Regions from separate parts of the Homo sapiens genome. Here region 1 is linked to region 2. Evidence: chromatin contacts called from ENCODE Hi-C or POLR2A ChIA-PET data. All regions are on one chromosome and are shown on one strand. The core of a region is the stretch at or near the end of the contact, and the rest is flanking DNA. Distances in the headings are between cores, read along the strand shown.

Region 1 (3,294 bases), core at 621-3,120, 44 kb before region 2:
CTGACAGAAGGGAAGACATGACTGTGGTGGCCTTCTCAGACCCTGTAGGAAAGGCCTCTACCTATCCAGTGAAAGTGTCTACCTAGACTAAGAGGGATTTTAGTTATCTGACTCGGGGCATGTTGAGTAAAGCTAATTTGTCAGTCCTGGGTGGGAGCAAATCCTCGAGCTTGATGTGTAGGGTAGGGAGGGGGCCTGAATAATCCCTGAGGAGTAGTAGAATAGCAGATGGAACACTGAGAAGTTATTTCCTTGAGGATAGATTTCCACGATGGAAAGGAAATGAGAGGTTCTAAGAGGCGGGCTAGTGGCTTGTGCTATAGCATAGCCTGCCTTTGCTGGTGTGTGGCGATTAGGCCTGGTGGAACCGCCATCAATAAATCAAGCGTGATCAGGATGAGGAACAGGAAATAAGGAAATTTGGGGAAATGGGGTGAATGTCAGGTGGATCAGAGAGATACAGTCATGGGGGTCAGGTGTGGTATCCAGAATAATGTGAGAGGCCGGATTGAAGTCCAGGGCAGGAACAATGATAATTGTAGGACTTAACAAAGAGTGAGAACAGCTGAAGGAGCTGGGTAGCAGAAAGTATATGCGTCAGGTATGAGGAAGAAAATAGATTTTGGAAGTTATGAGAAATGTAGAGAGTGAGTTGAGCATAGTTTGTGATTTTGAGGGCCTCTAAAACTATTAAAGCAGCGGCAGCCGCTGCACGCAGACATGAGGGCTAGGATAAAACAGTAAGGTCAAGTTGTTTGCACAGAAACACTACAGGGTGCAGTCCTGGCTCTTGTGTAAGAATTCTGACCGCACTAACTATGCCTAGGAAGGAAAGGAGTTGTTGTTTTGTAAGGGATTGAGGTTTGGGAGATTAATCGGACATGATCAGCAGGGAGAGCACGTGTGTTTTTATGAGAATTATGGCGAGATAGGTAACAGATGAGGATGAAATTTGGGCTTGACTGAAGTAATGGGGGCTGTCTATGAAGCCTTGCGGCAGTACAGCCTAGGTAATTTGCAGAGCCTAATGGGTGTCAGGGTCAGTCTAAGTGAAAGCGAAGAGAGGCTGGGACGAGGGGTGCAGGGGAATAGTGAAAAAAGCATCTTTAAGATCAAGCACGGAATAGTGAGTTGTGGAGGAAGGTATTGAGGACAAAAGAGTGTACAGCTTGGGCACCACAGGGTGGATAGGCAAAACAGTTTGGTTGATAAGATGCAGATCCTGAACTAATCTGTAAGACTTGTGCAGTTTTAGGATGGGTAAAATGGGGGAATTATAAGGAGAGTTTATAGGCTTTAAAAGGCCATGCTGTAGCAGGCCAGTGATAACAGGCTTTAATCTTTTTAAAGCGTGCTGCGGGATGGGATATTGGCATTTAGTGGGGTAAGGGTGATTAGGTTTTAATGACACGGTAAGGGGTGCATGATCGGTCACCAAGGAGGGAGTAGAGGTATCTTATACTTGTGGGTTAAGGTGGGGGGATACAAGAGGAGGACGCAAAGGAAGCTTTGGATTGGGAAGAAAGGCGGCAATGAGATACAGCTGTAGTCCAGGAACAGTCAGGGAAGCAGATAATTTAGTTAAAGTGTCTCAGCCTAATAAGGGAACTGGGCAGGTGGGGATAACTAAAAAGGAGTGCTTAAAAGAGTATTGTCTAAGTTGGCACTAGATTTGGGGAGTTTTAAGAGGTTTAGAAGCCTGGCCGTCAATACCTAGAACAGTTATGGAGGCAAGGGAAACAGACCCTTGAAAAGAAGGTAATGTGGAGTGGGTAGCCTCTGTATTGATTAAGAAGGGGACGGGCTTACCTTCCACTGTGAGAGTTACCCAAAGCTCGGCGTCCCTGATGGTCTACGGGGCTTCCGAGGCGACCGGGCAGCGTCAGTCTTCAGCCGCTAAGCCGAGAAGGAGTCAGTCAGAGAGTCTTGGGCCAGAGTTCCAGGGGCTCCGGGAGTGGCTGCCAGGTGAGTTGAACAGTCCGATTTCCAGTGGGGTCCTGCACAAATGGGACACGGCTTAGGAGGAATCCTGGGCTGCAGGCATTCCTTGGCCTGGTGGTCAGATTTCTGGCACTTGTAGCAAGCTCCTGGGGGAGGAGGTTCTGGAGGAATGCCTGGCCGCTGTGGTTCAGGTGTTTGGAATTTCTTGTGTGCTGGAGATGTGGCTGGGGTTTGTCTCACAGTGGAGGCAAGGAATTGCAACTTTTTTCTATTATTGTACACCTTGAAGGTGAGGTTAATTAAATCCTGTTGTGAGGTTTGAGGGCCAGATTCTAATTTTTGGAGTTTTATTTAATGTCAGGAGCAGATTGGGTAATAAAATGTATATTGAGAATAAGATGGCCTTTTGACCTTTTAGGGTCTAGGGCTGTAAAGCGTCGCAGGGTTGCTGCCGAATGAGACATGAACTGGGCTGGGTTTTTATATTTGATGAAAAAGAGCCTAAACGCTATCTGATTTGGGATAAAGAGAAAGGAGCATTAACCTTGACTATGCCTTTGGCTCCAGCCACCTTTTTAAGAGGAAATTGCTGGGCAGGTGGGGGAGGGCTAGTCACGGAAGGAAACTGTAAGCCGGACCAGGTATGAGGAGGGGAGGCAATAAAAAGATTATAGGGTGGAAGAATTGGGACCTAGCTTGGCCTGGCGAGGAGGGTAGAGGTCAGATGGGTCTGTAGAAAAAGAAGATTAGAAAGACTCAGTGATGCATGGGGTTGGGACTGAGGGGACAGGCGGAAGGGAAAGAAGATTTGGGACGAGTTGCACTGGGCACAGAGACTAGGAAGGGACTGATGTGTAAAAAATGCCTGGACGTCAGTCACCTCAGACCATTTGCCTATTTTACGATAAGAAGTATTTAGATCTTGTAGAATGGAAAAATTGAAAGTGCCGTTTTCTGGCTATTTGGAACTACTGTCGAGTTTGTATTGGGGTCAAGCAGCATTGCAGAAGAAAATAAGACATTTAGGTTTTAGGTCAGGTGTGAGTTGAAGAGGTTTTAAGTTTTTGAGAACACAGGTTAAGGGAGTAGAAGGAGGAATGGAGGGTGGAAAGTTGCCTATAGTGAAGGAAGCAAGCCTAGAGAAAAGAGAGAGTAGAGAAATGGAGGGAAGGGGTTCGGGGGTTCTTACCTTCTAGAAAAGTGGGAAAAGGGGTTGGGGCACAGAGATAAGAGGTTGCGGCACAGAAATAAGGGATGGGGTGCAGAAATAAGGGGTCGGGGCATGGAAATAAGGGGTCGGGGCACAGAAATAAGGGGTCGGGGCATGGAAATAAGGGATTGGGGTGCAGAGAT
Region 2 (3,436 bases), core at 352-2,851:
GCAGTGCAAACAAGTTCAGATGGCAAGGGATACGATAAGACCTGGAGCTTATCTTCGGACACGTAAAAAATAAAAATCCCAAACATGTATTCCTTAAGAAATGAAAAAGCAGAACAACATTTTGATCAGTGAAAAATATTATAAGGATATATAAAACATTCTTAACCAGTGATCGCAATAATTACATTTATAAATGTTCATTCAAGTACTATTGTTCAATAAACATTCAAATTCTCATTAAAAGTAACACTAGATGTAGACACACCTGGACAACGCTTCTTTTGATTTAGCAACAATTGTGTCAACAGGAGGCAAGTGACCCTTAAAATACTGTTGTTGGCTCTGTTTTATTCTGTTTGTGAATGATTTGTTCACAGTCTGTATGTTTTTTTCTGCAAGGACCCGAGAAATATCTCACAACAGCTAATTAAGAAATCATTTCTATAAAATAACTCTCAATATTACAGAAACAGATATTCTAAAACACAAGTGTAGCTCAAAAAATAATTGGGCAGAATCAATTTTCTTTGGCAAGAAATTGCTAATTCCTCACCAAATGTTGGTTTGCTGTTGTGCAGACACTATCAGAAACTTCTTTGGTGTTTACCAAAGAGCTACTTAATAAGCTGAAAAGATTTCATAAGCTATGTTGTCACAATCGCAATGTAGAGCTTATGTCAAAGTTGTGCTGAAATCAACGTCATTTGCTGAATTACTGTTGTTAATAAGTCTTCCTTCAAAAAGCTCCCTCCTAATTCTGGCCTGAGTCTCAGGCTTTAATAAAAGTTCCTTTATCTGTTTCACTTTGGACTTCAGACCCATCGTTTCTCGATGCAAAGCTTCATTAATTAAGTCTCGAATTCCAATAGGTTTCTTGCCTAAGAAAAAAAAATTATATAATAACATTTCATTAAATATGGCATACTGACTTATCAAAATAGGATTTTAAAAAAACTTTAAAATGTTGCCCACATTTTATAGAAAAGGTTGCATTTCACCAAAAATATATCATTTACATGAAACATAATTTACTATAAATAAAGATCACACTGCATAGCAACAGCACACTTAGGACAAACATGAAACATTATGGACTAATTGTACAGATGACAATTCCAACAGTGATTATTTTAAACTTAGCACTTGATAGCTGTGTGTGAGAGTTCTGGCCTCAGATAAAGTAGTCAAATGCCCTGCTAAGCAATATAAATGGCAGTATTCCATTGATGGCAAGGCCTCTTTCTCGGCCTTTAATTTGCGTCCAGGAGGCATAACCCAAAGTTCCCTTTCCCTTGTGCGTGGCTGAGGGCGAATGAAACTTGGGCCATTCTTCTTTCATCAATTAATTTCCTCTGCCAGTCCCAGCACTCCATTTTTCTTCTGTTGTGTTTCAGCAATGCGAACACATCGATCATGAAAAGTATTAGGCAATCTTCACAGATTGCACCAGAGAAACTTAACTTAAACAGCACGCTGCAAGTCAGTCCCTAGACTCAGCAGAGGGAAGCAGGGAGGCTTTGCACAGAGACATGGGGGCCTGCGTTCCGGGCTCATTTCCTGTTGTTCTCATTGTCATTGCCATTCTGATCAGCTGCTTCGGTTTTCACAGAGCTCCCCTCCCCCGGCTTGTTTTTATTCTGTGTTTCCTCCAGATACTGCTGGACAGCCTTGAGCACCGCGTTCTCCACCAGCCTCTTACTGAGCCTTACTAGTTCAGCGTCATCGGGCTCCCCTCCGTTCTTTTCACCTACATTCCACAATAGAGAAGAGAGGTCACTGAGATCACATTGCCATAGAAACTTGGCATGCAGGGGCCGGCTAGTTCCATTGGTTAAAAAGAGCAAGTGTAAATTGGATCTATAAATTCAAGAACAGTGGGTTGGCTTTTCATTTGGTATTTGCAGAAGCAGGAGCCTGTCTATTCCTGAAGGCTTCAGATTGAAAAGTAGTTCATTAGTCCCAATCTAGACAAGCTCTACCTACCAATGCCGGATGTTTCCCATTTATATGTGAATTTCTGTTCTTCTCTCATCCAAGGCTAATTACTACTACTAACGTCCATGTCCCCACCACGTGGAGTCTCAGACATGTGAATTCACTAAGTAGGCCTATGTCTGCTTCTCATTCTCGAATATCAAATATCAGGTCATCAAGATTTCCCTAGCATCTCATTACTTAAGATCACTAATTTAAAAATGCTTGGCCTATAGGTTGGTTGTTAATAAATGCTCAGTGCTGCCTTGAAGATAAAGGCAGTTACTACCACTAGGAATTGGTTTAAAGTAAGCTTGTAAGACTAATATTTTTTTTAATCCCAGTGCTATCACTGCAATTTAAGAAATAGGAAATTCTTTAAAGAAAAATTAGGATTATGATGATAAATTACTAGATGTAAATATTTTATGGTCATTTTACTTCCCTGGGAGTGATAATCCAGGTCTAATTATTCCATCTTTCATTTTATTCTAAAAGAGCTGGTTCCCAACTATTCTCATGCTACACATTTCCCAGTCACTCTCTTTCAGACTCCTTTAACTGGGAAAAGGAACTAAGGGGCTCCTTCCCCAGTTAAGGGAGACAAAGAAGAGAGTGACCATTCAGTGCTCAATCTCCTCCCATCGAGCTGGGGACCCAGGAAAGAACAAGGTTGGAAGCAAAGAAGTCACAGGATGCTCGCACATTAAGATCAGCTCAGTTTTGCAAGATTACCCATGGGTTCTAGAAGGCAAAGCCAGTGAGTGTTGCACTTGCATCTCTGGGTCTGAGACAGGCAGATACAAAGGGTGTGAGCTGGAAGATGGACACTGTTTCCTGTACTCACATGTAATAGGGATTGAAGAACAGAAGCAGGTATGCCAAGGGTGAGAACTGGCCCCCAACCTTGCTTCAGAGCCCCCTACTTGTATGTAACACCCATCAAGACTAATTGTGCTTATAACCATCCCCATCATTCCTAGCAACACCCTAAGCAGAAGAGAGGGTAGGATAAGACCCATCTAGAAACACTAATAGTGGGAACCCTTAGCAACTGCCTTCTCCTCAAATATGGGCAATATGGCACCCCAGACCCATGATCAGATGTCCAAGATAGAACATCTGCAGTGCAAAATATGTTTAGAATTGAGTAAATGTCAACTCAGTAATAACTAAATAGAACTTACTAAATAATACGGTTAAAGAAATTCATTGGTAATGTATTTACTATGAAAGTAAATTCATTGGTAATGTCATGTTGGGTGGCAAGTTAAGACTTTTTGTTTATCAGTAGGAATGAATGAATATATTGCCTAATATTTAGGGATTTTATCTCAACCTTACAACACGGTGTTTATACTCTACAGACAACATCTCCAAATGCATTAACTGGAACTGTTTGTATAATGACTCTTCCCATTTAAAAGGGAAAAATCCAACTGCAAATGAAGGAATACTTTTT

What was found. Hi-C counts contacts between places; a loop is a spot of excess contacts on that map. ChIA-PET counts read pairs that join two places held with the same protein, here RNA polymerase II (POLR2A).
Region 1: a map of CD4-positive, alpha-beta T cell shows a loop between it and region 2 (4-fold over the local background). The contact joins two enhancer-like sites. A Hi-C loop is called at or near these places in 1 of 168 maps with a recorded cell type or tissue (CD4-positive, alpha-beta T cell). POLR2A ChIA-PET finds 5 or more read pairs at or near these places in 4 of 52 experiments (OCI-LY7, Panc1, T-cell and 1 more).

Annotation. Positions count from the first base shown.
Region 1 is chr6:131,324,457-131,327,750 of GRCh38, reverse strand. No RefSeq gene overlaps it. Among named protein-coding and RNA genes, the nearest start is that of AKAP7, 190 kb to the right of the region's middle. Within about 2 kb of position 1,870, at least 3 of the 41 ENCODE cell types and tissues checked have a DNase peak (open chromatin) inside an H3K27ac peak, as active enhancers do.
Region 2 is chr6:131,279,841-131,283,276 of GRCh38, reverse strand. It overlaps AKAP7 (A-kinase anchoring protein 7), which reads right to left. Exons shown (of 8, transcript NM_016377.4): 8 at 1-1,747. The coding sequence ends at 1,551. Among named protein-coding and RNA genes, the nearest start is that of AKAP7, 150 kb to the right of the region's middle. RefSeq lists enhancers at 928-1,436, 1,437-1,945. Within about 2 kb of position 1,601, at least 12 of the 41 ENCODE cell types and tissues checked have a DNase peak (open chromatin) inside an H3K27ac peak, as active enhancers do.